Linked DNA regions of Homo sapiens: all the other regions are linked to region 4. The links are chromatin loops, found by intact Hi-C in ENCODE. Cell type or tissue: MCF 10A. All regions are shown on one strand.

The links. Hi-C counts contacts between places; a loop is a spot of excess contacts. Peaks named below come from ENCODE experiments on the same cell type or tissue, not always from the same donor. Only the 100,000 strongest peaks of a DNase experiment are listed, where the experiment ranks them.
Region 1: a loop joins it to region 4, with 17 times the contacts of the local background. A loop is called at or near these places in 3 of 110 quality-filtered maps.
Region 2: it touches region 4 in a loop (10-fold over the local background); 3 of 110 quality-filtered maps call a loop at or near these places.
Region 3: it touches region 4 in a loop (22-fold over the local background); 2 of 110 quality-filtered maps call a loop at or near these places.
Region 5: a loop joins it to region 4, with 9 times the contacts of the local background. A loop is called at or near these places in 6 of 110 quality-filtered maps.
Region 6: a loop joins it to region 4, with 11 times the contacts of the local background. A loop is called at or near these places in 2 of 110 quality-filtered maps.
Region 7: it touches region 4 in a loop (6-fold over the local background); 11 of 110 quality-filtered maps call a loop at or near these places.

Annotation. Positions count from the first base shown.
Region 1 is chr5:2,744,629-2,748,628 of GRCh38, reverse strand. It overlaps IRX2 (iroquois homeobox 2), which reads left to right. Exons shown (of 4, transcript NM_033267.5): 3 at 1-284; 4 at 1,013-2,464. The coding sequence ends at 1,065. Among named protein-coding and RNA genes, the nearest start is that of IRX2, 5.0 kb to the left of the region's middle. RefSeq lists an enhancer at 1-813. In MCF 10A, a CTCF peak has its summit at 1,814; a DNase peak (open chromatin) is centred at 1,778.
Region 2 is chr5:2,037,245-2,041,244 of GRCh38, reverse strand. All of the region lies in intron 2 of LOC105374618 (a long non-coding RNA gene), which reads right to left. Among named protein-coding and RNA genes, the nearest start is that of CTD-2194D22.4, 150 kb to the right of the region's middle. RefSeq lists a silencer at 2,311-2,780. In MCF 10A, a CTCF peak has its summit at 2,480 (motif pointing right); a DNase peak (open chromatin) is centred at 2,444.
Region 3 is chr5:1,960,524-1,964,523 of GRCh38, reverse strand. The region is part of intron 2 of LOC105374618 (a long non-coding RNA gene); the gene reads right to left. Among named protein-coding and RNA genes, the nearest start is that of CTD-2194D22.4, 75 kb to the right of the region's middle. RefSeq lists enhancers at 1-419, 2,072-2,810. In MCF 10A, no CTCF peak of the experiment used is centred here; a DNase peak (open chromatin) is centred at 1,693.
Region 4 is chr5:1,882,380-1,886,379 of GRCh38, reverse strand. It overlaps IRX4 (iroquois homeobox 4), which reads left to right and starts at 3,455. Exons shown (of 5, transcript NM_016358.3): 1 at 3,455-3,777. The coding sequence starts at 3,733. It overlaps IRX4-AS1 (IRX4 antisense RNA 1), which reads right to left and starts at 3,047. Exons shown (of 2, transcript NR_183257.1): 1 at 2,834-3,047; 2 at 1,731-1,900. RefSeq lists enhancers at 656-1,189, 1,739-2,591. In MCF 10A, no CTCF peak of the experiment used is centred here; DNase peaks (open chromatin) are centred at 2,029, 2,519 and 3,369.
Region 5 is chr5:2,015,730-2,019,729 of GRCh38, reverse strand. The region is part of intron 2 of LOC105374618 (a long non-coding RNA gene); the gene reads right to left. Among named protein-coding and RNA genes, the nearest start is that of CTD-2194D22.4, 130 kb to the right of the region's middle. In MCF 10A, CTCF peaks have their summits at 1,752 and 1,955 (motif pointing right); a DNase peak (open chromatin) is centred at 1,939.
Region 6 is chr5:1,971,859-1,975,858 of GRCh38, reverse strand. The region is part of intron 2 of LOC105374618 (a long non-coding RNA gene); the gene reads right to left. Among named protein-coding and RNA genes, the nearest start is that of CTD-2194D22.4, 87 kb to the right of the region's middle. RefSeq lists an enhancer at 1,681-2,180. In MCF 10A, no CTCF peak of the experiment used is centred here; DNase peaks (open chromatin) are centred at 368, 1,158 and 1,978.
Region 7 is chr5:1,948,824-1,952,823 of GRCh38, reverse strand. All of the region lies in intron 3 of LOC124901165 (keratin-associated protein 5-5-like), which reads right to left. The region is part of intron 2 of LOC105374618 (a long non-coding RNA gene); the gene reads right to left. Among named protein-coding and RNA genes, the nearest start is that of CTD-2194D22.4, 63 kb to the right of the region's middle. RefSeq lists a silencer at 1-209 and enhancers at 1,407-2,606, 3,590-4,000. In MCF 10A, no CTCF peak of the experiment used is centred here; a DNase peak (open chromatin) is centred at 1,913.

The DNA.
Region 1 (4,000 bases), 860 kb before region 4:
GGCCTCAACCGGGGCACCGCCAGGAGGCTCGCCCTACCCTGCCTCGCCGCTGCTGGGCCGCCCCCTCTACTACACGTCGCCCTTCTACGGCAACTACACAAACTACGGGAACTTGAACGCGGCGCTGCAGGGCCAGGGTCTCCTGCGGTACAACTCTGCGGCCGCGGCCCCCGGCGAGGCCCTGCACACCGCGCCAAAGGCGGCCAGCGACGCGGGCAAGGCGGGCGCGCACCCGCTCGAGTCCCACTACCGGTCCCCGGGCGGCGGCTACGAGCCCAAGAAAGGTAGGCGGCCCGCGGCCGGCGGCGCCCGGGAGGGGAGGGAGAGCCAGCCCCGGGGAGGCGGAGCGCCCGGGAGACCCGAGGGAGGGTCCGGGAAGAAGATCCAGGGGGCCACTCCTGGGACCCAGAATTAGCAGAGTGAGGGCGGAGGGCGAGATGGAAGCCAAAGAAGGTGTGGCCCTCTTTTTAGACTTGCCCTGTTATTATTTATTTTTACTTAATTTACTGTTATTTTGACTATTACTATCGTGGCTGTCTTAGTTTCGGCAAACCCAGATTGCCACGAAATTCAAATTACAGCGTGTCGCCCTAATGAGCCTGGGTGTGTTTCGGTGTCTTGTTAAGGAGTCAGAGTTGAATCCGCTTTTCTGCCGTTGGCTAGAGGCAAACAGAACGTTCCAGTTACTCTCAGAGGCGTTTTGTCTTCAAAAGATAAAATCAAATGTTTTTTCCGCTTTTTGTTGTTGTCGTTGTTCGGAAAGAAAACCGTTTTTTCCCCTGTGCTATGTTGCCTGTGTTGCTCCTAAGTCAGGCTACCCGAAAGAGGAGTTCAAGGGGGGAAGTTAAGAACTAGGGACCATCACCAAAAGTCGTCTCAGATAGCGGCCCTGGAGACAGTCGGTTTCCCAAACTGCTGTTTGCCTGGGAGTGGAGGATGGTGGGTGCACGGTGGTCTGCGCAGCCAGCAGGCTGTGGGGTCGGTTCTGACTAACTGCCCACTCCCCTGACAGATGCCAGCGAGGGCTGCACCGTGGTTGGCGGGGGCGTCCAGCCCTACCTATAGAAGGGCCGAGCACAGCAATGCAAGTAAGTGGGCACCCTGGTGCTTCCCAGACCCTGTGGAGCCTCCCAGCACCAACTTGCTTAATGTGTTTTTCTTGCTTCTGGTCATGGGGTTAGAAGACAGAGCATTTCAATCTTGTCCAGCTTTTCTTTCCTTAAGGGGGAAACTATATTTTCTGTTTTATAGATTCCCTCTTTTTGGCACAAGTTCTATCACTCCTTTACCTAGGGAAGGAAAAAAAAAATATATATATATATGTGTGTGTGTGTGTGTGTAATATATATATGTATATATATAGTACATGTATATATATAGTACATGTGTATATATATATTACACACTACTGTTGTTTTCTTTTGAAACAATAGATTATTAAAATCTGGGCATTTATATGCAATTTAGAGCCATTTTTACTATGCTAGACACATAATAGACACATGCTTTGATGAGCTTGGGCTACCAAAACTTGGAGTAGCAAAAACCTTTATAGATGATGTTTGCAAAATAAGACTGAAGAGACACGAGGCGTACTAGTCTTTTATCAGCCCTGTCCAACCTCCCCTCCACCCATGTCCAAGTGGACAGGACTCTGACATTCTCCCGGGGCTCACAACAGTATCTCAAAAAATATGTTGCTTTGCAACGAGTCAGAATTACTAATCATAGATCTTGAAGATAAGAAAGATTTGGAACCACTTCAGATCAACTCGTTTTTATAATGGTGTTGTTGTGGAACTGAAAGATTGGGGATGATTTGGTTTTTTCCTTGGTCCACAGGTAGGTGTCACAATTGCTTTGAAAAAAAAAAAAAAAAAAAAGTCAGCAGGCCATTCTCTCTTCCCAAGCTCATAAATTTACAGATACAACAAACAGATGTCTAAATCCAGACCACATCTTGTGCCACTGTAAAAGAGAAGGATCCACACAGCACTGTCAGCCCACAGACTCTAACAATTGGAACAGACTATTGTTGGACATATGTGAATTTGTTGGCATAGTATAGTTTCCCCGATGTATGTGTGACTTTTGAAAACAATCTGTTTTTCTCAGGATATCTTGAATTGATCACTTCATTGCCACGGTATATATTCTATAGGTGTGATAGGATTTACTGTAAAGTTTATTTGTAAAAGATGTACACAGTAGAAATAAAACGTGATGGAAGAACTTGAGTACTTCAGAAGTGGAAACAAATTTGATATTTATTTTTATAATGATATAAAGCTTCTAGTAATTTATGCAAGTTGTATTGCAATGGAATCTAAACTTTTTGTAAATAAATTCTGCCTGGTTTTTATTTGAACATTGCTGGTTATACAATCTTTGTTGGTTGTTTAACACGAATTCTTTACTAATTTATATCTTAAATTGTAAATAAAAACAGACTAGTCTACAATAATATGATGTTTGGGGCTTATTTTTCCTAGAAGAATGATTTGGGGTAGAGCGCTAGTGAATAACCTCCAGGTGATCTGACCTCACCTTTTTAATGAAAACCTGTGTGAAATAAACTCTCCTTTCTCTCCTGAGCATTGAAAAAAAAAAAAAAAGGCAGATGGAAGAGAAGTATATAATCGGGAGAAACATGTGCTGTAGATGATTTCTATACAGGTATTGCAAAAAAACCAAAAAACATAAGATTTTTGTGCCCTGAGTGTGCTAATTACTTGTTAGTGTAAATTTTTAAAACTTGGCAAAATAAAATGATCTGACACCCTATGCATTTTATATTTATTTCTGATGCTGGCTTCTTGAACCTCCTCAGTAAACCAAACTGGAGAATAATATTGATAATGGAGAGCCACACCCCCCCACCAATAAATTACTGATGGAAATAATTGTTTTTTTTAAAGGCTGAATTATCCAAATTGGCCTAATTATTCAAATTTATGGAAGGATTTCTTAACTGTCCTTTTCCTATAATGCACATTAAACCTCGGGTGAGGATCTGGGGGAGGGACTTACTTTCCTTTCAGTGGCTCTTACTCTTACCCTGGGGGAAAAGAAACCTTTAAACAACCTTAGACTACTGCCTCTTTATTGTGTTACTCACTTTCTAATTATAGGACAAGTCTAAAATTTGTAGTCAAGTAACATATCCCCTTTGATTAGTATCATAAAAGTAGCAAGCCTGTCACTTTAATTTTCAGCAAAATTATATGGATATCCATATAATATAATTTCAGAGAAGAAATGAACAATCATTTATTTCCTCTCGAAAGATAAATTGAGTGAATATAACTTACGGTTATAAAACAAGAATAATAGCTTCTTAGATTGCCCTTTAATCAATCATACACTTATTTTTCAAGAGGTTCATCTATTTTATTCCATGATTAATAATGTTGCAGCATGAGAGCATTATTGGATCCCAGCGGGGGAGGTCTGGGATGCTTTTAGCTGCTTTGGAATGGTCAGTTGGGGTTCATTATGGGCTGATATTGAACAATTTATAAAATCTTGTCTAAACATCTGCCAGCTCCGATAGGCCAATGTGTCTGAGGATGGGAAATTGCTGGACCAGTTGATATTGACAAACGGATCTCTCTCTAGTGGCTTTTTTTGCCATAGAAATTAGTGGCCTCTTGCTGGGGTCTTGTTAGAAAGGGTATTTGAAAGTAATCTTAGATACTTGAGGCCAAGCCAGGGGACTGTTAACTGGACACAGAGCCATACCGATGGGGAGAAGTGATTGTGGTTTGACTGTGGAGAAGGGGGGCAGAACCAGGTTTCTGTTTTCTGTTATTTCTTATGTATTTTGTTAGTTTTAAATATTGAAGCATTTGGAGGTCAGACATAAAGTAAATCTCTGTGGTGGAGAACTGTTTTTCTGTCTTCTCTGCCTCTCCTAGTAATAGATATGAGCGTGTGTGGAGCTGAGCTATCTATTGGCAGGAGGAAAGATTTTTCACATGGTAAGCTTTGCCACTCTGGC
Region 2 (4,000 bases), 150 kb before region 4:
CACCAACACTAAGCGCCACCACAAAAGTGGACGTGCCGATTTGGTGCGTGAAAACTGGTGTTTTCATTTTTTTATTTTATTAATTTGTGCATCTTGACTCACCCTGAGGCTCCACACGTTCCTAAACCGTACCGGGTGTTCCAAATTTCCTTTCTTGCTTTGACTGTTTATATCCCTTCTATTTGGTTTTCACGTTTTTCTTAAAAATTTCTATGAAAATAATTGGCAATTAATGTTCCAGCCCTTGCATGAATTTTTAAGTGGTATCAATTAAAGAGAAAAAAATATTTGACTGTGTGCTTTCCCAAAGCATCAGACCTTGCATTTCACAGGGACTTATAAAAGGTCAATACTACCTCAAAGTCAGACTTCAATCTGGAGGGACTGCTACCAGAAGGAACAAGGCTTTAGCTATGCTCCACTGTTTGAAATGAGCTAAAATTTTGACTTCTTAAAATGTCAACCTCATAAATTCACTCTGCCAGACAAAATCAGGCGCATTCATTGTTCAACAGATATTCCCTTAGCTACTATGACGGTTTGGACCTTGTCCTTAAATAGCCTGAAATTTAGATGCAAAGATGAAATTTGAAATCCTTTATCTTTTGCCCTCTTTCAATCCCATTTAATCCATTCTTTCCAAATTCAGTCATTTTGGGTGAAAACATATAAAGCACTTACAATGTTAGTGCAGATGAGATCTAGAATCCTGTTTTAGTTTCTGGTGGTTTATTTAATCGATGCTCAGAATAGCTCTTTCACACTAAAATGACTATGTCTGCGTCCCCTGCCTTGAGACCCCTGCCCCGTCCTGAGTGCCTTCCCAGATGCTGAGCCTCCTTCAGACTTGGGCAAGAAGGAGATGGGTGTCGGAGATAAAACAGGAGCAGCTCTGGGAGTCCATTGGAGATAATGGGGGTTCATTTCTGGCAAAAGAACAGGATTGAAGAGACCTGAGCCCCATGTATCCTAACTTGAGGCCACAAGGGCTGACCCCTCCCCTCTGTTACGGCAGAGCCCATCGAGCCCCCCTTCTCCAAGGGGCAAGTAGAATCTGCCCACACGCCGAGGCTCTAGGGTAAGCATACCTAGCCTGATGGCTTCGCTCAGCTACAGGAAAGCTAGTCACCTTAAGCCTCAATTCCCTGATCTGTAAAATGTAAACAACAATAGAGCCATATTGTGATGTACGAAGGACTGTGTGTAGCTTAGCACGCAGTACAGAACAGGCCCCGGTAAAGGCCATCTGCTCTACTCGGCGCCTCTCCATGGGGCTACGGCAAGGCTTGCTGCCTACGAGCAGAATGGAGGGTGCCGAGTTCTCCTAGAGACAAATCTGTTCTGACTATAACAGCCAGAAAGTTAACCAGGTCCGAATTGAGGTCCTGTTTTGTCAGAACACCGTGGGGCCCCCCAATATCCCCTTTCTGGGTGTGGGCTTGGGGAAATGGGTACAAGACATACGGGGCTTTGGAAAGGGCTGCAGGGAAAGCCCGTCTCACAAACCCAGGCTTGTGGGGATGGGCCAGGGAGGGACCTCGGAAGCTATAAGGTGCCCCCTAAGGCAGGGCACCACTAACAGCGATCAAGGCAGGTGTAAACTTCACAAGAGAGGCTTCCTAAGTGACAAATTGTGGGCTGAGGCATGCCGGGTGGAAGCAGGCCCATCACTCTGCCAGGCAGAAAACAAAGGCCTGTGCCACAGCCTCCTGGAGGGCCCTCGGGAGGCTGTAACCCCTTCACACCTTATTGCTGGGAAGTGACTTTGCGATTTGACACATTAAAAACAAGTTGAGGCGAGGCTCCTCTCCAGTGAGTTGGAACCTCCGAGTGACAGGCCTCCCTTCCCAGCTCGGGCCCCTCCTGCTGGCGCTGGCTCAGACAGGAGCCTTCCAGAAGGAAGGGGGTGGGGAGGCAGGTGCCAGCTCCCGAGCTGCGTGTTCCTAAGCTCCCTGCACTGTGGGAAGGGACTGGGGAAGGTGTTTAAATGAAGCACTTGATACTCCTCAAATAATAATGGTAATAATAATGCAGCCTTTCTACTCTGGATTCTCATTCATCCTGGGGACCAGCAGGGGACCAGCCCCCCTCCATCCCCCCAGCCCAAACCTCTGTCCAGCCCCTCTTTGGCTCCTGCCCAGCCCTGCTCAGCTCTGCCCAGGCCCCGCCCTGCCCAACCCCTGCCAAACCCCTGTCCAGCTCAGCCTAGCCTTGCCAAGCCCCTGCCCAGCCCTGCCCTGCCCAGCCCAAACCCCTGTCCAGCCCCTGCCCAACCCTGCTCAAGCCCCTGCCCAGCCCAGCCCAGCCCTGCCCTGCCCAGCCCAGCCCAGCCCAGCCCAGCCCAGCCCAGCCCTGCCCGGCCCCTGCCCGGCCCCTGTCTGCCAGGAGTGCAGCACTGGCTGGAGCCAGCGTGTACACGAGTGGCCAGCAGAGGGCGCACTGCCTGGGCGCCGCCGTCCGCTGCCTGCCGCCCGCCATGGCTTGACCCAGACTCGGGTCAGATCCTGACCCTGACCCGGCCCGGCCCGCGGAGAGAAGAGCACTGCGCCTGCGCGGCATCGGGGCCGGGCTGGAGGGACGCTGGCGGCGGAGGTGCGGCCCCGGGCGGGCGCGGCGATCGATGCCCAAGTCAAATGCGTTTGTGCCACCTGTTGGCTCCGGGCCCGCACTGCACGCGCCGGGAGGTGGCTGTGCGGCGGCCGTCGCGGGCCGTGGTCCCCACCGGACCTCCCAGGGGCGGTACCTGGAGGGAGGGTGCAGAGGGGTTCGGGGCAGCCTCGCCAGGGAGAGGGAGACGCCAGCACCGCGGAACAGGCTGCGGGGCCGCCTCGATCAAGTGCCATCCCATAGTGAAGACAAGGTTCCAAACGGCAAAGACACTGACTCGTCTGTAAAGAGGAAACGCCTGGGCAAATGCCGCTTTTCAACAGTGCAGTGTTTTAACTTATTTTTAATCTAATATTGTGAAAAATCTAATAAATTGATTCGTTTTTGGGATTTTTTTCCAAATTCAAAATTTGACTAATGCGCATTATTTTCACTAGGAAAAAAGTTACTGTTATAAACGTGTCTCATTTTTCTACACATATTTTTACTTTCTTTTTAGTGAGTGCTTCTTTTAAACTACATGTACACTACCAGACATATGTGTAAGCCACATGAGTTGGAAATAAACATAAAGAAATACATGGGGTTTAGATTTACAAACAGTATCTTTGACCGGGCGCGGTGGCTCACGCCTGTAATCCCAGCACTTTGGGAGGCCGCGGCCGCGGCGGGCGGATCACTTGAGGTCAGGAGTTCGAGACCGGCCTGGCCAACACGGTGAAACCCCATCTCTACTAAAATACAAAAATTAGCCAGGCGTCGTGGTGAGCACCGGTAATCACAGCTACTCTGGAGGCTGAGGCAGGAGAATCGCTTGAACCCGGGAGGGGGAGGTTGCAGTGAGCAGAGATTGCACCATTACACTCAAGCCTGAGAGACAGAGCAAGACTCCATCTCAAAAAGAGACGAGAGATGGGAGAGGGGAGAGAGGAGGGGAGAGGAGGAAGATTTACAAACAATATTTTTATAACCAATTTGACCAGATGTCATATTTTCCACAGATATTTTGGCTTGTTTGGTACATGTTTGTGGGCACACAGAATTTGGTCTCATCTGGGCCTCGTGAATACCTGGAAAGGTGACTGGGAAAGATGAGGCTGTGTTCACACGTTAGTGCATGCATTCCAATCAAAACAGAAAGCCGGGCTCTTGAGAGAATGTACTGAAATAAGCTGGGTATTAACTGTTCCCATATCACAGCTATGTCATATGTGATCTGTGTAACTCGGGGGTTTTGGCATTCATTTCTTCAGGAAACAAATACTTTACCATGAATTGTAAGCACCACAAAAAAAAAAAAACATGAAAAAGGCTCTACGTATAGCTGTTGACACCCTAATAATAGAAATGAAAGGCATATGCTTTTAAATGTGTAAATACAAAAAAAGGAGGC
Region 3 (4,000 bases), 78 kb before region 4:
CTCCTGCACAGACCTGTGCCCCGGGAGCGATGGTGGCACCGTACAGCCCAGGTGTGGAGAAGGCTGTGCCACCTCAGTCTGTGTAAGGGAACACTCTGCAATGTTCACACGATGACAAAGTCACATTTCTCAGAACGCATTCTGGTCCTGTGGCTGCACCATGAAGATGCATCCCACAAACAAGGTCTTCCCCAGCTCCGTGAGGTCCAGCTGCGGCCTCAGCAGGGAAGCCCTCCGGGCATTCGGGTTCTGAACCAGAATGCGCAGGGCTCTGATGCCCCAATAGGGTCAGGAGAAGCCAAGGACCTCCTGGGGATCCACGTGTGGCTGACAGAGGGGATGCAACAGCCTGTGCCCCGAGCTCCTGGGCATCTGCAGGTCCTTCAGGGTCAGTCAGTGGGATTTGGAAGTGATAGTAGGAGCCAGAAGCAGCCTCCCAGGACACCAGAGTCAGGAGGCCCCCTAGGTCTGCGGTTCTTGGGGTAGCTCCCTGTGGCCTGTCATGGGAAAGCCCTTCAGACTGAAATCTGCCGGGTCTGCCAAGGGCAGCAGGAGGCAGGGCACGGCGTGGCTGCCCGGTCTGCCTTCCTGCCACAGGCTGAGCACACATTTTTATATTCTGCCTGCAAGATTTTAAGAGGAAATTAATACTATGTTTGCAAATTAGGTCACCCAAGACATAAGTGGTAACAACCGGCAATCCTATAAAATAAAAGGTGAGACAATGGCTCTGTTCACACCCGCCATGGGAATCCCTTTAAGATCAGTGTCCATGAGCCTTACCTCGCAACTCTTCCAAGATCATAACCAAAGCCTGTTACAGCGGCGGAGGATAACAGTCAGACAGGACCAAGCTGAAGGTACTCTTTATCACCCTGACTTCAAGTAACTGTGAAGCACACCTCTCACCTGAACCTCGCCAACGAGACACACTGTGGATGAGAAGGCAGTGCCGCATGACAGGGAACGCAGGGGCTTTGGGTGACGTGGGGCCGGGTGACATGGGATGAGGTGACGTGGGCTGAGGCCACCTGCCTCTCAGCTGCTGGGTGCCTCCCTCACCAGGTGGCTGCCTTGCTTGGGCTCAGACCAGACTCACGGTTCTCAAGCCCCCATACAGCTTCTGTTTATAGGGGTTCTTCTATCTGCGTTTTCTGCTATTAAAACTGAGAAAAAAACTTATGTCTTTATTGATTGACTCACCTGAAAACCACTGTGATAAATCTGAACGTCCTAACCTATGGCTTCTATCACATATGCTCCTGTTTCTTTTGTCTACCATTTGTCACTCTAACCATCATTCTCAGCTTGTGGACCGGACATGAGCAGGCTGTGGGCCACGGCTCACCAACCCCTGCCCTCGGGCTGTGCCATCCGGTGTGGTGAGCACTGGCTTTGTGTGGCCATAGGGCACCCAAAATGTGGCCGGTTCAAATTTAGATGTGCAGTAAGTGTGAAATACACTCCGGATCTCCAAGAATTAGTACAGAAAGGACTGTGAACTATCTCACTACATGTTGATCGTAGCAACATTTTGAAATGATTGTATTTTAGATACACTGGGTTAAATGAATCATAGTGTTTCATATAATTCCATATAACCCATTTCCCTGTTTGTTTTACTTTTTTGGTTTGACTGTTCTAACACGTCCACTTATCCGTGTGGCTCCCATGGTATTTCTATGAGACAGGGCTGACTGCCACGCCTTCATACTGGCCCGGAGGCCCTACACTCCTCTAGGACAGAATGTACACCCATAGAAAGTGGCTTGCGAAACAAAGGTGTAAAACACATCACTCAGAAAAGACTAGAAAAAACTACCTCTGTCTGTAAGCCTGCACCCCTGTTAACACAAATCCACCTGTCAAGAACCAAGATATTCCCCATTTACCAGGTAATAGTCCTAAAATATTAAATGTTTTATTTTAAGGAAAGATGGAATATGTTTCACTGGAAAGGAAAAGGCGAGGGAAGGAGGAAAGGGGAGGGGAGGAGCACACCGCCGTGTGGGGGCCGCCGTTGCACCTGTGGCCGGCTGGGCGCACACTCTGGGCCTGCATCAATTGTAGGGGATGGGAAGTCGTTAGCAGTGAGCAGAGAAATGACCTCAATTCTGCTGCATGTTTGAGCAAATCGCCACAACGTCACGTTGGTTTTCCTGTGTTACCCTTTAGTGGCCTGGCAGGATGACAGATTTCAGTCCCTAAAACGCTGCCGACAGCAGATGTGTCTCTCTGCCAGGTGGGCGCCTTCTAGGAAACAAACTTTTCATGAAACAAATCAAAGGGAAGTCTTCAACGTCCCTTTCCTCCGCTAGCATCTACCGTAACACTGTGGCGACCACCATGACACGAGTCCCCAGAAACCAGCCCCTGCCCTAATGCCGCTCGTGCTTGGTAGGGGACACAGACAGGAAGAGAACAAACATGGAAACAGACGGTGCTGCCTTGGATGGAGACAAATATGGGGGGAAACGGCCCTGGGTCAGGACGCAGAGGTGCAGCAGGGGGTGCTCTGTGGAGAGGGCGTCAGTGGAGGCCTGGTGAGGAGGGGGCATTTGAGCCTCAGTGATGTGATGGGGCATGAAGGTGGACCAGACAGCCGTCCAGGGCCAAGAGACAGCCTTGAAAATGCTGCCTACTGAGGGTCATGGGTCTAGGGATGGGCACGGGTCCAGGGGGTGTCGTGGGGAGGACAGGGAAGGCAGGGCCTTACCATGAGCCTTAAAAGCTCACCCTTGGGGATGGAGCTGGCGTCTGTCTAAGGAAGATGAAGCCACAAGTTTAACCAACAGGGACGACAGGACACTGGCCTCTCTCACATGCCAAGAGGAGGCGTCACTGCCCCAAGGGTGCTGAAGAGGTGCAGGCTGCTGACCAGGTCCCGAATCCGAGTGACCAGGACGTGGCTCCACCTGGAGGTCCCCAGAGGCTCTGGGCTGTGGCCTGAAGGAGGCTCTCAGCTTCCTCCCCTGAAGAATCACCCACATTGGTGCTTTTGGTTCCTGTCATCTGCCAGGGCCCCTCGAGGCCAGGTGTCACTTTTGGTGACTCTGGAACCGTCCACGCCAGCCCAGAGTGGGCAGCTCAGCCCCACCAGCCCCCGCATCGCCTTCTCTGCCTCCCACAGCTGCTTCTGCTTCCAGTGAGCACTTCTCAGTGGAGTCTCCAAGCACCAAGAGCTTCTCCCACCAGGGAAGAGAAATACTCTGGACATGCCGGAGGGTGTGTGCGAGTGTGGTGTGTGTGTGCGCATGTGTGTGTTCAGGTAAGTGTATGTGTTTGCATGTGTGAGAGTGTAGCATGTGTGTGCATGTGTGTGATCAGGTGCGTTGTGTGTGCTTGTGTGTGTGGCATGTGTGTGCATGTGTTCTGGTGTGTGTGCGTGTGTTTCAGTGTGCCTGTGTGTGTGGTGTGTGCATGTGTGTGTTCCAGTATATGTGTGTGTGAGCATGGAGCATGTGCCTGTGTTCTGGTGTGCGTGGCATGTGTGTATCCATATGTGTGTTCCGGTGTGTGTGTGTGCACTTGTGTGTGAGTGTGGTGTGTGTGTTCTGGTGTGTGTGCACTTGTGTACGTGTGAGTGTGGCATGTGTGTTCAGGTGTGTGTGTGTGTGGCATGCGTATGCATGTCTGTGTTCTGGTGTGTGTGTGTGTGCATGTGTGTGCATGTGTGTGTTTCAGTGTGTGTGCTTCTGTGGTGTGTGTACATGTATGTGTTCCAGTATGTGTTTATGTGGCATGTGTGCCTGTGTGTGTGTGTGCTTGTGTGTGTGTAGCATGTGTGTGTGCATGTGTGTTTTGGGGTGTGTGTGCTTGTGTGTAGGTGTGGTGTGTGTGTTCTGATGTGTGTATGCTTATCTGTGTGTGGCATGAGTGTGTGCATATGTGTGTTCCAGTGTGTGCTTGTGAGTGTGGCATGTGTGTTCCGGTGTGGCTGTGTGTGCTTGTGCACGTGAGTGGAGCATGTGTGCGTGCATGTGCATATTCAGGTATGTGT
Region 4 (4,000 bases):
CCCCAAGGTCTCTGGCCCCAGGTCTCAGAAAGAAAGGCCCTTGCCTGGTGCCCCGGGCTCCCGGCTTCGCCTTTGGCTGGAGTTAACTTCTCTGGGCTGGAAGGAGCTCCCTCCGGACGAGCTCTTGGTGCGGGGAACTGGTGGCCCCCAGGGTAACTCCTGAAGCACCAGGGCTAGGCTGGCCGAAGAAGGGTCAGGGCCCGGCCTGTCTCCCCGGAGGCCTTCCATGGTTCCGACGGCCAACGGTAACCCCGTCAAAATAGGCGACCCGCCTGCGCTTCGCGTTAGGGGCTGACCATCCCCTGCCTCCCCTGCGGCCTGCTCCGGCCCTGGTCCTCCGCTCTTCGGAGCGCTCCAGGCCAGCGGGAGCACCTCATCTCCCCGAAGCTGAGCCGGTGCTGTGTACTCCGGGAGCCGGCTGACTTCTGGCCCACCTGCTCACGGGTGTATTTAGTACCGGGGGTCCCTAGAGGGAGGAAGGCTCAGCACTCCGAGTCTATGCAGACGCGTTCAGCTGATACCTGAGATGCTGAGCGTCCTATCGTTGGTGAAAGGGACACTGGGTGCCTCCGCTCCAGGCTTGGCCTTTTGGTGAAGGCACTTGGAAAATATTCCAGTATTATCTATGGGAGAAGGGTGGCCCAGTGAGAATCCCCGGTTTGGGCAGGCGGGCCTAGGCCAGGCTACAGGGTTTCAGTGAGATGTCCCGGTGGTCGCCAATCCACAGGCTGGATTGACCCTGTGTCCTGGAATGAGTAGTGGGGCCTGGGTGAGGCCGGGCGGGTCAGGAGGCCTCCTGGGCAGTTGCGAGCTTCCCGAGGCAGGGTGACTGTGACTGGGCCCGGACCCCAGGCGCTGGGGCCTGCTGGCGGGCAGGAAGTGGAGCGTGTGTGTGCGGCGGCCTGGGAAAGCCGATTCAGAGGCCAGGTTTCTGGGTCACGGAGAAAGGGTCGCCCGCTGGTGGGGACTGGAGCGTCGATTTATGCACACAGGCTGGAAAGGCAAAAGAGAACAGGAGAAGGTGGCGGTGGTGGTCAAAGGAAGCCCCCGAAAGGGCCCCCACGTACTGGCTGCCCTGGGAAGTGGAGGCTGCTTCTCCCAGACTCTGCTCAGAAGATGAATGGCCGCCTGTTCTGGGGCTTCGGCTCCAGTTAAGCCCCGCCGGGTCTGGAAGGAAGGAAATGCACCAGCCTCAGGTCTGGGTGGGCTGAGCTGTTGCACTAGAGCCCAGAGGTGCAGGGCATAGGTGGCTGGGCCCCTGGGCCCTGGCTCTCCCCCTCAGCCGGCGGAGTGCTCACAGTCGCCGAGGCCAGGTCCCCGAGTATAGGTGAGGAAAGGACAAGCCACAGCTGAATGCCTCCCCTCTGGGGGTCTCTACTCCCCATCCCAGCCCTTGGCCCGGCTGGGCTCACACCCCTCCTTCAGCCGGGCCTCATTACCTGGAGAGAGCGAGTAGTTTGTAAACAATAAATAATGGGAAGTAGAAGGATGCTCGGGAAAAACCAGAAAACTGCAAGGAGTGGGGAGGAGGGAGGGTGGGAGAGGGGAGGAAGGAGGGTGGGGGAGGGGAGGAGCAGGAGGAGAGGGAAAGGGGTTGAGAGATTCATTTCTAGCGAGAAACCCCGGTGGCTAGTTTCTTATTATTTACAGGAAGGTGATATTAGCGATTCAGGTGAGAAAGAAAGAAACGCGGCCTGCCGCGAAATCAATACAGAATTCAGAAACAATTATTAATGTCATTTGACTCGTGTTCTTTATATATTTCTCGCGGCTACCGACGCTAAACTGTCTGAATAATTTGCATGGAGCGGCTATTCATTATTTCCGATGGTTTCCCTCTGCAAGCAGCTCGGACGTGGCCCGCTCCGGTCCAACGCGATCGGAGAACTCGTATTTTCATCTGTAAATTAAAGCAATTACGCAGCAGATATTATATGATGTGTACTGTGGTCTCCAGATAGTCATCAATCACCTTCAACCGAGCTGTCAAAAGAGCAGGCAGATTTCGTTTCTGGGAGGCAGGCTTGCAGCTGGGGAGAGGGCGAGGACGTCATCATTAATTAGAGGGTGACCCTGGGGCGATTCACAGGTCTGAACCCAGGAATCTTTCTGAGCAAGTCTGCACAACGCTGCCTTGCACGGCTTCCTTCCCAACTTACCACGGGAGGCCGGCCCAGGGGGCGAGGGCAACCGGGGCGAGTCCCGGTCCCGGAGGGCGATGGCGCAGAAGGCGGGGAACGGGTTCGGGATGGCCCGGGCGCCCCCTTGCCGCCCCCTTGCCGCCTGCTCACTGGCCTCCGCTTTGAACTTGGGCAAGGTCCCAGGGAGGGTACTGGCCGAGGGAGTCCTGGGGTGGGCGCTCGGTCCCCTCTTCCGATTGCTCCGTGCGCCCCAGACAGAAAGCTGGGCAAAATGGACAGGGGAGGGCGCCTCCGCCAGGCACCCAACGCCCCCTCCCTCGCAGCCAGCCCTGCGGGGCGCCGGGAGGGACGAGCTTAGCGGGAGGGGCCGGGGCCTGGGTTGAGGAACCTGCTCTTCCGAGCGCGCAGGGCCGCCCGGCAGTCCCCGGCTTAGCCGCGAGGGGCAGGGGGAAGCCGGCGGAGCACGGCCGGCGGAAAGGGGATCGGGGAGGAAAGTCGGGGAGGCGAGGTGGGGGCGGTGGGCTGAGCGGGAACTTAAAAGACCGCGGTGGAGAAGATGGGGCGTTCTCCGCGACACTCGGCTGCCCAGAGGTGCAAAGCCGGTGGGCGCACGCCCGGGGCGGCCCTACAGCCCTCGGGCCGCCAGTCTCAGGGTGTCGGGCTCCAACTAAGGCCCCGAAGCCCCCACGCACCTGAGGGCATTTTGACCAGCTCTTGCGGGCTGTCTTGCGGCCGCAGTGGGTTCTGAAAGTCCATTCCGGCGTAGGGTGGAAACCGGCGGGAGGCGTTGCTGATTCTCGATTAAACAATAGTGACGAGACGCGTGCGGGGCGCCTGCGAGCCCCTTCCTGCCACTCGGAGCAGAGCGCGCCAGCGCGAGGCCGGGCCGGCCGCCTGCGCAGCGCCGGGCTAATTTTAACTGTTGATTACATCTTCAGCGTGTCCTTTCATAGGTCTCATTTGTAATTGAGACGAATGATTACAGTGGGGCGGGAAGGAGCAGCTGCTCATTAATTAATTTCTAATTAAAAGTGCCTCTCGTTCTCGGGTGACTAAAGAGAAACACCGTTCGCTGGGCGATATTGACTCGGATGGAATTTATTTGCTAACGCCCGGAGGAATGGCCCCTCCGTCCACCGCGCGGCCGGGACTGTCCTGGCCCCTCCCGGCCTGAGCCGCCGGCGAGTGACCGGCGAGTCTGCGGCCAGGCCGGGCTGCGCGAGGTGGGGCTGACGTCAGAGCCTCCTCCGCTTCAAGCCGCGCACATCTGACTTGACGGGTTCGCGCGACTCGTTTTTTTTTTTTTCTTTTTCGTAAAATATGTATTTCTGTCGCCGCTGCGAGGCCGCTCGGTCCCAGAGCCCCCTCGAGCCTCCGGAATGCGAAGTTAAAGGAATCGCGGCGGCCACCGCTGCTCACTTTGTTACCCGGTTAGAAAAGTTTGCGGAGCGCGGGGATGGACTAACCGGCTCTCCTGCTTCGCCCTCCCAGCGCCTAGAAGCCTGCAGCTCCGGAGCAGTGGCCGCGCCACGCCGGCCCCAGCGCGCAGAACCCTGCAGGCCCCGCCCGTCCGCCCCGGGCCGCGCCCGCCATGTCCTACCCGCAGTTTGGATACCCCTACTCCTCGGCTCCCCAGGTAAGCGGAGCCCCGCCCCGCCCAGGCCACCGCAGGTGCCGGTAGGGCGGATGGGGCGGGGACGGGGGGTGGGGAGTGTCCGACCTACGACTGCCTGCGGCTTCCGAGCTAGCAAGGCCTGGGTCGCGCGCCCCTCACGCCCAACCCCTGCTCCCCAAACCCCCGGGGAAAGGCCGAGGCGCTAAGAAAATCCGACGGGCCGGGCCCGGGTTCCCTGATGTTT
Region 5 (4,000 bases), 130 kb before region 4:
TCTCCCTAAGTCTCCAGGTCTCTGCCTGCATCTTCCAAACAGTTACTGATGAAGTTGGGCATGCAGACTGGAGACGCATGTGTCATGCCGGGCACTACGGTGTGTCCAGGAGGGCTGTGATCCTAACCCATGCAGAGCCTCGAGGGAGGGGTGGAGCCTGTGTGGGGCAGGCAGAGCTGCGCTGTGGCAGGAGGCTTGGGTGGGAGTGCTTTGAGAGAGACAGGTAGGGGAGATTGTCTGCGTGTGCATCTAACCCCACCCCAGAGACAATGCTCAAGGAGCGTGGCCCTGAAATCAATGTGAAATCAGCTGACTCTGTCCCCACCTAAGCCAAGCACAGGGCACAGGGCAGAGCCCAGACTTTGGTTCTAATTCCAGCCCTGCTCAGTCCCTGAAGTCCAAAGCCCCAGATAGGTCAACACAACCATAGGCCTCTCTCCTCTTTTCTGCTGACCTCCAGATGCAGTTTGGAGCCAGAGATGGGCAGACAGAGTGGTCAGCATCCTGTAACGCAGCTGTGAAATTCTCCCACCCAGTGAATCCAGCATCCTGTAACGCAGCTGTGAAATTCTCCCACCCAGTGAATCCAGCATCCTGTAACGCAGCTGTGAAATTCTCCCACCCAGTGAATCCAGCATCCTGTAATGCAGCTGTGAAATTCTCCCATCCAGTGAATCCAGCATCCTGTAACGCAGCTGTGGAATTCTCCCATCCAGTGAATCCAGCATCCTGTAACGCAGCTGTGGAATTCTCCCATCCAGTGAATCCAGCATCCTGTAATGCAGCTGTGGAATTCTCCCACCCAGTGAATCCAGCGTCCTGTAATGCAGCTGTGAAATTCTCCCATCCAGTGAATCCAGCCTCCTGTAACGCAGCTGTGAAACTCTCCCACCCAGTGAATCCAGCGTCCTGTAACACAGCTGTGGAATTCTCCCACCCAGTGAATCCAGCGTCCTGTAACGCAGCTGTGAAATTCTCCCACCCAGTGAATCCAGCATCCTGTAATGCAGCTGTGAAATTCTCCCATCCAGTGAATCCAGCATCCTGTAACGCAGCTGTGAAATTCTCCCACCCAGTGAATCCAGCATCCTGTAACGCAGCTGTGGAATTCTCCCACCCAGTGAATCCAGTCATGAATCATCAGGCCAACCGCACCAACTGTCTCCGTGCACTCGCTGATCTCTTCTTGGCTTCGTTCCAAATTTGGTTATAAATTTTTGTGGTACTCCTTCACCCCAAAAAACATTTCTAGGCCTGATTTCCATAGCACCTGCCACCACAGAAAGCACAGAATTGATTGTGTCTCTAAACAAATTCAGAGTTTGGTTTGCATCAGAGGAGGTGAATCTCTGCCACCCGTCCAGAGCGGCATTTAAGGAAAGGTGCGAGACAGCACGCAGTGCTGGACCCGAGCCTCGGAGTCTGCTCTGAAAGCAACTCCATTCTTTGTTGGAGAAAGACGCTCTGCATCCAGACACAAACAGCAACGGAGGTGAGAGGACTGAGGAAGACGCTCCGCATCCAGACACAAACAGCAACGGAGGTGAGAGGACTGAGGCCCTGGCAGACAAGCCGCAAGTGTGTCAGATGATTGACGGGTGTCAGATAGAAGCCTTTGATTTCAAAGTGACGTTGAGGCAATATTCAGAAAGCAAAACCTACTCAAGAAGAATTATATTTTGATGTTTCATAATCATTTCTACGGGGATTGAAGTCACCTTGTCCAAGCACTGTTACCCAAGGGTCCCTCTGGACTGCCTGCGGTTCTGCGGATTTGGGACAATATGCCTCCAAATTCACCAGGAGAGGTTTTCTTTGGTGTCATGAAAACCTCATAAGCATGTCACATCTCTTAAGCATCACTCAGGAGATTTGGAGAAGTTGGCTCCTTGTGACGAAGCCAGTGATAAGGTACAAAAACCTGCAGTTTGTGTTCTGTACAGGAGGGGGCAGTGGAGATGCCATCTTTGCATTTCAGGTCTCCACGATGAGGTTGGGACAAAGGTCTTCAATGTGCCCATTACACAGGTTGTAAATAAATAAATGAATACATATGTACATATGTACATACCAGAGGCACAAAAAAGTTTAAATGAATGGGTCCAATTCAGAAACTTGGATAATTTATAAAGGAAATAGGTTTAATTGCCTCACCGTTCTGCATGGCTGGGGAGGCCTCAGGAAACTTACAATCATGGCAGAAGGTGAAGGGGAAGCAAGGCACCTTCTTCACAAGGCAGCAGGAAGGAGAGTGTCGAACGAAGGGGGAAGAGCCCCTTATAAAACCATCAGATCGGCCAGGCACGGTGGCTCACGCCTGTAATCCCAGCACTTTGGGAGGCGAGGTGGGTGGATCACGAGGTCACGAGTTCAAGACCAGCCTGGCCAAGATGATGAAACCACGTCTCTACTAAAAATACAAAAATTAGCTGGGCATGGTGGCAGGTGCCTGTAATCCCAGCTACTTGGGAGGCTGAGGCAGAGAATTGCTTGAACCCAGGGGGCGGAGGTTGCAGTGAGCCAAGATTGTGCCACTGTACTCCAGCCTGGGTGACAGAGTGAGACTCCATCTCAAAAACAAAACAAAACGAAAAAACAAAAACCCTCAGATCTCATGAGAACTCCCTCACTATCACGAGAACAGCATGGGGGAAGCCCCCACCATGATCCAATCACCCCCACCCCGTCTCTCCCTTGACCTGTGGGGATTATGGAGATTATAATTCAAGGTGAGATTTGGGTGGGGACACAAAGCCTAACCATATCACCATATAATTGCAATCATCTTTTCAAGATCCCTAACCTGGGTTTGGTATTGGAGCCTGTGTCCCCTCTGAACTGTGACCTCCTGAACCTCCTCTTGCAGGGCCCTCACCATCTTCACAGATTTGAGCAGGTGACATCAGCAAGGAGAAGCAGCAGCAACGTTGGACAACTCAAAGTATGGGCTGCACAAGAAGCCGTCCGTCATGTACACAAATTAACCAGTCCTGAGGACTGCCCAGCTGGACTCTAGTTGCTGCTTCAAAGATGGATGTCTTTAAGGACATCTGGGAAGAAAAAGATTGTCACTTAAGATCATTTTCTACATAACCTAAAATTATTTCTTTACATACTTCTTGTCTCTGACCTTCACTTACCTCTACACTTCTGGCTATAATATACTTCTCCTAATACTGTTTGTTGTCCAGTATTATTTCATGGTCATGTTCTGCAATTGTATTGGGCTCTTTCACTGTTAATACAGGCTCTGGTTGTGTTTGCAGGAGCTCAGAGTTTGCTATCTATTTTCATGCCATATATTTTGCTGTTTTTAATACCATTTAACCTATGTAACATCAAAGCAAACATACTACAGACATAATTGCTATTTCCACAGACCCTGCTTTAATTAATTTTGTATGAACTTTGAGGTTCTCAGAAAAGAAATCTCCCACATGTGAAATTCTGAATATTTGGTTATGCTGCCATCAGACGCTTCTGCTAGTACCTTTCTCCTGGGCGCTGTCAGCGGCTCCCTGATGCCCTGGGACCCACAGCAAGGCTGGGGCCAGACGGATGCTGGCTTCACAGAAGCATGAGGACAGGTGACTCTCCGAGGTGTGGTGAGCAGTGAGCGGGTGGCTCCCGCATGCCACACTCAGAGCTTATTCCCCAGACTCTCAGGTGGCCACACACCCAGAAAAGCCTTGGTAGACCTCATTATGTGGGAAGGGCATATATTTAGAAGCTGAGATATTTTTATTTTCATAAAAAACGAATATTGTCAAGTCATTAACATTTTGGAAAACCGAGAATAAAAAATAATCCTGCAATCTTAGCCAGATATAAGTACTGACAACTTGTATATGTTTCCACCTGGGTTTTGTTGTTGTTGTTAACTCTTCTCTACATATCAGTTTTTCATAACAATCAAAGAATATCATGTCTACTTTACAGAAAGAGAAACTGAGGCATTTGGCAGGTGGGTAACTAGCCAGAGCCCTCTTCAGTCGGCGGC
Region 6 (4,000 bases), 89 kb before region 4:
TTAAGTGCACTTTAAATAAGACAACTTTTCCCCATGCTTGCATATCCTTTGTACTGGTGAGAGTAGGTGAACTGCTAGAACAAACAGACACAAAACGTTCATGATTTAACATGCAAAACTTTACTTCTCTCCCCATTCCCAGAGCATTGTGTTGGAAGAGGTGAGGGTCTCGGCTCCACGCAGTCATTTGGGGCCCCTGGGTCTGTGGCACTGCCATCTTTAACGCATGGCATCCAAATCTACCATGGACTAGAACAGTAAAAAGAACAGATTATTTAAGCTGGAGGTAGCTTCCATCTCGCCCACCAACACAGGCTTGGGCAGAACTCACAGGTGCAAGGAGACCTTGGGCTGTAATTTGGCTGTGTGCCCAGGAAAAGGAGAAACACGGCATTAGAGAGCAACGACATTCTCTGCCAGTTTCCTGTTGTAAAACTCTTTCAAATTTCCACGCCTTCTCTTAGGTGATCTAATCCAAATCTGAACTGGCCCACTTGTCCATAAACATGGCAAAAACTTAGAAGCTGCTGAGCCCTGCCCACCCAGCTCCTCTTCTTCCTCTACCAAGAAGCTAAAGAGACACAGGTCTGAGGGTGGAAACACAGTGATGGCTTTGGTGGTGGTTTCTGGAAGGGGTTCTTGTCTGAGGTTCAGGGCACCTTCCCCTTCCTGATTCTCTCTGGCGCTGGGGTGCATGCCTTGCCTAGGATGCTTGATAGGAGTTCCAGCTGCAAAGCACATTGCTACAGCGCATGCTGACTGTGTGTACCTGAAACCGTGGTTTCCTGGCGCTCTTTGAGAAAGAAGCTTCCAGCAAAGAAGTTTCAGGTCCCAAGTTCATGGGGATGATTGGATCCCACCCCTTTCACTGAAGCCCACTGGACTGTAAGCTGTCAGAAGGCAGGTGCTGGTCTCCTGAGCTTCTTTGCGTGGGGCTGCATGGCAGCTGAGACGTCTGGAGCGGAGCTAATCGTTAATGGGTGAAGGTGGCGTGTACTCCCAGGACGCCCCGGGGAGCCCATTAAGCTGCTTCATTGGCTGCTTTTACTTGGATATGTCAGGTCTCATCCATCTATTCCAACTCTGCTCACTACATCCAGGGGCTGAGAAATCGCTCAATCGCCAGACGTCTTCCATTGCTCATTCTTGCACAATTTGCCCCGTGATTATATCCAGCGATGCAAATAGCCAAGCTCTGAGACAGGAAAGTTCTGAATGTGGTCGAGGGCGCTTGACTTGGGACTCTGCTTCTCTTGTAAATTTATTGTTTTTATGGAGATTGTATTAAAATATTAGAACATAATTCAAAGGGGCAAGGCTCACTAAAACAACTGATAAGTAGGGAGATAGCCATGTTTTCTGACCTTCAAATTGTTATCACAAAATATTTTAGATTTAACTTTCCTAAAAATCTGCATGAACTTAAAAGTTCCTGAAGAGGTTGCTTGGTAAAAGACTATTAGGAGGAAAGCCAGACCGTGCCTGAAGAGTAAAAACTAAAACTCCGTGAATCATCTCACAGGCAGCAAGACCCTGCTTGCTTAACGATGAACTTAACGAAGAACCCGGCCACCCTAACCAACACCCCAAGAATACAAAGGAAGAATTCTACCTTTTTTGAGTGAGTGTTTTTTCTAATGTCCTAAGGATACCTCATTAGGTGCTTTGTAGTATCTGATAGGACAGATACTGCAGTGTTTTTTCTTGCTGTCTTTCCAGAATTCCCTGGAGATATCGTGAAGTTAATTACAAACATAATTTCAAAAATTACATGATCTGGGCACTGCCCCTCCCCTCAGCTGAAAGCCAGTGTGGACCAGCCTTCTTTGGCTGGTGTAGACGGTGTTCAAGTCACAACTAAATCGCGCCTTCCTCCTCCGCCTCTGCTCTCCTTCCCTCCTTGTTTAATTGCAGCGTTGCTGCCAAACCGCTTTTGAAATATACCTCCACTCTCAGCACGTCCCAGATGAAGCAGGTTTAATGAATTGGTTTGCAGGGAGACTTGAATGAGTCACCAGCACCTGGGGCCCCAGGGATGCTGCATCAGATAATCACTCATTGTTGCTTTCTGATGCCAGAAAGAAACCAAGAAAACAGTTCACATTCAGAAGAAAGGATGGCTCGGCAGATGGAAACAGGCGCTGGCGGAGCTGTCGGCCACTCACAACGGGCAGAGCCCAGCCCGCGGGAGCTGGACCGGGATCAGATGTTACACACTGTGTGGGTGCTGCTTTCTTCCGCCAAAGAGGCGAGACCAAGACGGCCCAGAAAAATATCGATTATCTCTCCAAGTCTAAAGCCAGCTAATGGCTGCATTCACACAGTGAACTCCTGGACCCGCTTAAAGCCAGCAGCTGCTGATTGAATTGGGTCGCTGGTAACCTCGTCCCTAGCCAGCTTAGAGCAAGAACACAGAAGTAGGAAGAGGTTGGCTCTATTTAATACAAAAACAGAACCATCAACACACCTGAAGAAATATGGTTTTGAGGGGGAAAAATATTCAATCAGCTGTCCAGCAACAGATAGAGGGTATAAATGTATCCTTGGTATTTTGTTCTTTCAATGGGACTAACGGGGCTGACCTTTAATGCCCCTACACACAGCTGGCTAACTGTGCTAAAAATAATAATAATAATAAAATAAAGGCACGAGGATGGAAGGAAAGACAGAAAAGGAAGGACAGGAAGGAAGGAGGAAGGAGGGAGGGAGGGCAAGAGAAAGGAAGAAGAGAAGAAGGAAGGGAGAAGGAAGGAATGAAGCAGAGAACAAAAAGTAAAAACACAAAAATCTTTGTCCCCCAGGATATATTTTACCCTCTCTGACAACAAGAACAATTTCCTCCCTCAATGGTCATAAAGCCTAGAGAGAATTTTCAAGGCTGACCCCTTGGTGGGCACATATGATCCACATAGTTTAGCCACTGCCCCTCCTTCCTGAGCTGTCAACAATCATCACTGCCCTTCTCCCTGGCCCCTTGAAGGCAATGTCATGCTTGGCCAAGGGGAGAACCTAGGAGCTGTCCCCACAGTCTGTGCCATAAGACCAGGGTTGCCTTCAAGGACCCGTGGGCTTTGCAGTCACACGAGGCCCCAGGCACAGAAGGGGCTCCCACCTAGTTTAATACTCTGTCATTGCCGTCTTCAAACTCTTAACGACTTTTGAATGAGGAGTCCTTCTTTTGTCCTCTGGGTTCCCCCAGTCCATAACTGGTCCTGGGTCGGCACCACAAGCTCCAGCTCCCCACAAGCTCCAGTTCCCCGCAAGCTCCAGCTCCCTGCAAGCTCCAGCTCCCCGCAAGCTCCAGCTCCCCGCAAGCTCCAGTTCCCCACAAGCTCCAGCTCCCCGCAAGCTCCAGTTCTCCTCAAGCTCCAGCTCCCCGCAAGCTCCCATTCTCCACAAGCTCCAGCTCCCTGCAAGTTCCAGCTCCCCCAAGCTCCAGCTCCCCACAAGCTCCAGCTCCCCGCAAGCTCCAGTTCTCCACAAGCTCCAGCTCCCCGCAAGCTCCAGCTCCCCGCAAGCTCCAGCTCCCCGCAAGCTCCAGCTCCCCGCAAGCTCCAGCTCTCCACAAGCTCCAGCTCCCCGCAAGCTCCAGCTCCCCGCAAGCTCCAGCTCCCCGCAAGCTCCAGCTCCATCGCACACCCTCTTCTTCCTCCGCTAGCATCAGCACCGCTTCCAGGCCGCCCTGTGGTCAGCATGGCCCCCGGAGCCCCCGAGCAGGTAGACCCAGACAGCAAGGCTGGCAGAGAAGCCTGGCAAGTCCCCCCACCATGCCATTGCTGTCTAGAGGGTCCTGAGTTGCCTCGTGGTCATCTGAACCCCCTTCAGTTTTAGTCATATTGTGATGTATAATATTTCATGGTAGATACAATGATTTCATGAACCACGAAAATAGAAAACTCTTCCAAAATGTTGTTCCATTGAGTGTTTCAGCTTATAGATAATGTAACCTTATTAGATTGGGGTTTCAGATTCCCTTTGTGTTTTGTTTTATTTTTTGAGA
Region 7 (4,000 bases), 66 kb before region 4:
ACAAGTGTTTTAAGCGGCTGACTAAATTTCAGGTCTGCTCTTTGTCTCCTTCCAGGGAACCCTGAGATGAGTCCCGCAGGAAGCAGCTTTTCCCGGCTTCCCTGGAATCCAGGGGAGGCTCTGGGCTGCCGGATTGTCATTCAGATTGTAGTTCACAGGAAGCACCAGAGGCAAGGCTCCGCTTCTCCTAAACAAACTCCTGGGATCTGCACCGCCTGCCTGTGCTTAACCTCATACAGCGGTCATCCACTGCACCTCTTTATGTCATCCTGATAAACTCCTCACTCCGCGGACCCCGGCCTGCCAGGCCCCATCAGGAGAGGCAGCGTTGGGCAGAGGAGGAAGCTCGCTGGGACTCATTTGCAATTCCTGACATTTCTAAGGACCTTAGTCCACACGGGGAGGACAAGCACAGAGCTCGTGTAACAGTAACCGCCAAGGCCATGAGAAGAGGAACAGAAAGATTAGGCTGTTTCCTTAACTGTTTTTGAAGTTTCTAGGAAGAGCCCATTCTGCAGGACACCATCGAGACCCGGGGTGCACGGTGGCCCCTCCAGCCCCGCCCCTCAGCCAGGGACCCTCCATCCTGCTCAGGACCAAGGCACCCCCCGCCAGCCACATGCCCCAGGGCCCCAATCACCTCCTAGCATGTCAGGAAATTATGAAAGCAAAATTAATTTCCATCCTCTTCAGCTTAAAGAAAGAAAAAATGCTACATGGTTAATAGAACACAGGGAGCACATGCTGACATCAAACAGGGATGGCACAGCCCCCAGTGGGTTTGGACTTCCACGCCACCCACCCCCGCCGCACAGGTGCTGACAGCACAACCCGCACAATGGGTACACAGACGGTGACCATGGAGGACGCCTCCCTAGGGGACAAAGGGTGCTGGGCTGGGAGCAGGGACTGCCACGCCTGGTCTCACAGGCCACACAGGAGATGAGGAATGGGTGGAGGTGGAACGTTCTGGAGTCCTTGGAGGGAAGGGTGCTCAAATGCATAGCAGACGATGCACGTAAGCAGACAATGCACACACACACACAGCAGACAGCACAAGCATGCACAGCAGACGACGCACGGCCCACAGCAGACGACGCACACACCCATAGCAGATGACGCCTGTGCCCATAGAAGACAATGCATGCATGCACAGCAGATGACACATGCACAACAGACAACACATGCACGCACAGCAGACGGCGCATGCATGCACAGCAGACAACACACACACAGCAGACGATGCACACAGGCACAGATGGCACACGCACGCACAGCAGATGATGCACCCGCAGCAGATGGCACACGCACAGCAGATGACACACGCACAGCAGATGACGCACGCACGCAGAGCAGACGATGCATGCACAGCAGACAATGGACAATGCACACATGCACAGCAGACGGCACGCACACACAGAAGATGACACACGCACAGCAGACGGCACACGCACAGCAAACGACACACGCACAGCAGACGACTCACGCACAGCAGACGGCACACGCACAGCAGACGACTCACGCACAGCAGACGGCGCACGCACAGCAGACGGCGCACGCACAGCAGACGGCGCACGCACAGCAGACGGCGCACGCACAGCAGACGACTCACGCACAGCAGACGACGCACGCACAGCAGACGACTCGCACAGCAGGCGACGCACGCACAGCAGACGGCGCACGCACAGCAGACGGCGCACGCACAGCAGACAACGCACGCACAGCAGATGATGAACACACCCACAGTAGAGGGCACACGCACGCACAGCAGATGACACACGCACAGATGACACACGCACAGCAGATGACTCACGCACAGCAGATGACACACGCACAGATGACACACGCACAGCAGACGATGACGCAGGCACAGCAGACGGCACAAGCACACAGAGCAGATGACTCACGCGCCCACAGCAGACGACACACGCATGCACAACAGATGACACATACACAGCAGATGACGCAGGCATGCACAGCAGATGACACACGCACAGCAGATGATGCACACACAGCGGACGACTCGCGCTCAGCACTGGGTGTGAGGGTAGAGACTACGCCATCCATCTTTGCCTCTCCCAAGCATATTCAATGCGCAACCATAACCACCTCTCTCGTGAGAGCGGCGGGCACTTGGTGAGGTCGTGAAGCTGCCGAGGGGCTGTTTCAGAGCGCATGGTGACTCTGCATGTCCCCGGGCAGGAGGCCAGGGCGGGTGCGTGGTGCGGACCCAGACGGGAAGAAGGAGCTGCCCTTTGCGAGCCGCCTGGCAGGGGTGGGGAGAGCGGCCGCAGCGGTTCCAGGACAGAGGCGTCTCCCAGTGGTTGTGGGATGTTTTGTGCCGCTTCACACAAAACAGCACAGGATGCCCTCGGGCCCAGAAGTCGTGGCATGGGCTGGGAGCAGAACCTAAAATGCCCTCATCTCCCTTGGTGTCCTGGAGACTTGGGATGTGGTGAGGGAGAAGCTTCATCATCCTCACGCTCATGGGAGTGTCCCGGGAGCCCCCTGGGGGCTGGTCAGCAGCTGCTAGCTGCACTCTCAGGACCAGCTGGGCTGGCCGGTCCCTCTTCCCTCCACACCGAGAGGCCCTGGTGGCCGATCAGCTCCCCGGGACTCTGTGAACTTGGAGCTGTCCTGCACGTTTTCTGCACCCCTGGAGCCCCGCTGAGGACCTGGCACTTGACGGAACCCCCAACAAACGATGGAGCGAGCGTGTGGTTCCGTGAGCATGGAGAGGGCAGGTGTGAACCACGTGGGGACACTTCCCAACCCGCTCATAACCCCTAGCACCCTAAAGATTTGTGAGTTAAGTTTCTAGTGTGTGAACAAACCCAAGTCACTGCCTGAAAAAAAGCTGACAAAGACCAGATTGTGATTATTGGATCGAAAAGGCCATAAGAGTGTACTTGGATGCTAACGCAGAGGAACAGAAAGTCATTCCCTCCCACAGGAAGTCTGCAAGGACCACACTGTGTTGAAAACTTTAACTCCAATTCTCCCCAAACATTTTTCAAAGGGCACACAATATAAAATCAATTTAAGAAATCATTCAATTCAGCCACAGCTCTTTTCCCGGCATTATGTTACATATGCTAACAGGTCAGCTTAAGTAGCATTTCTTACATGTTGTCCACTAGAGACACAAAGATGAACAGGACCAGGACTTGGGGCTTCCCTGAAGACCCTGGGACCCCAACCAGGGAGAGCTGCCCGAAGCCCGCCGGAGGCCGTCTGCAGGGGTCTTTCCTCACACACTCCACTGTGCCCCTGGAAAGCACCGACAGCCAGCGTCATGGAGTGGGTGCCCTGGGCATGGCAAGATCACAGACAGCACTGCCCTGGGCGGGCACCCCCATCCCAGGGTGTAGGTTCGCATCGCCCCACCCCGCAGACAGGGTACTGAGGCCCACGGTCGCCAGCTAGCCGGGGCCAGAAACTACGCTACGGTCCAGCCGGTCTGAGCCCCCGCAGGGATGCTGCAGCCCTCAGGGCAGTTCTTCAGAACTCATGATGCTGACAGCCCTAGCCGGGGTGGGACACCCAGGAGCACCCAGCTCACCTGTGACTTTCAGAACTTCCAAGGCACCACACTGGGCACAGGACCAGGGCCTTAGGACTCAGCCTGGAAACACAGAAGGAAGGACCACAGACAAACCCGGAAAGGGCCCAAGAGAATTGGCTGCATGTCATTCAGGACTTGGCTGTGCCGGAGCTCCGTGTCCACAGCTGAGCAGGCGGCCGGGAGGGCCCTGCACGGATTCAGTGTGGGCATGCAGGGTGGCAGACACTCGGCACAACTTGTCACCTGATGCGAAACACTCGCCAGGGCTAAGCCAGTCCCGTGTGACTCCCGAGAAGGCAGCACTCCGTCCCTGGCGCACGGAGCAGGCGCTGGCTGAGAGCCCGACACGGGCCCGGAATTCATCAGTCACGTGTTCCGAGGATTCACCTAAACTTGCCTGTGAATCCCCAGCTTTGCAGTGCACGGTGCCTCAGA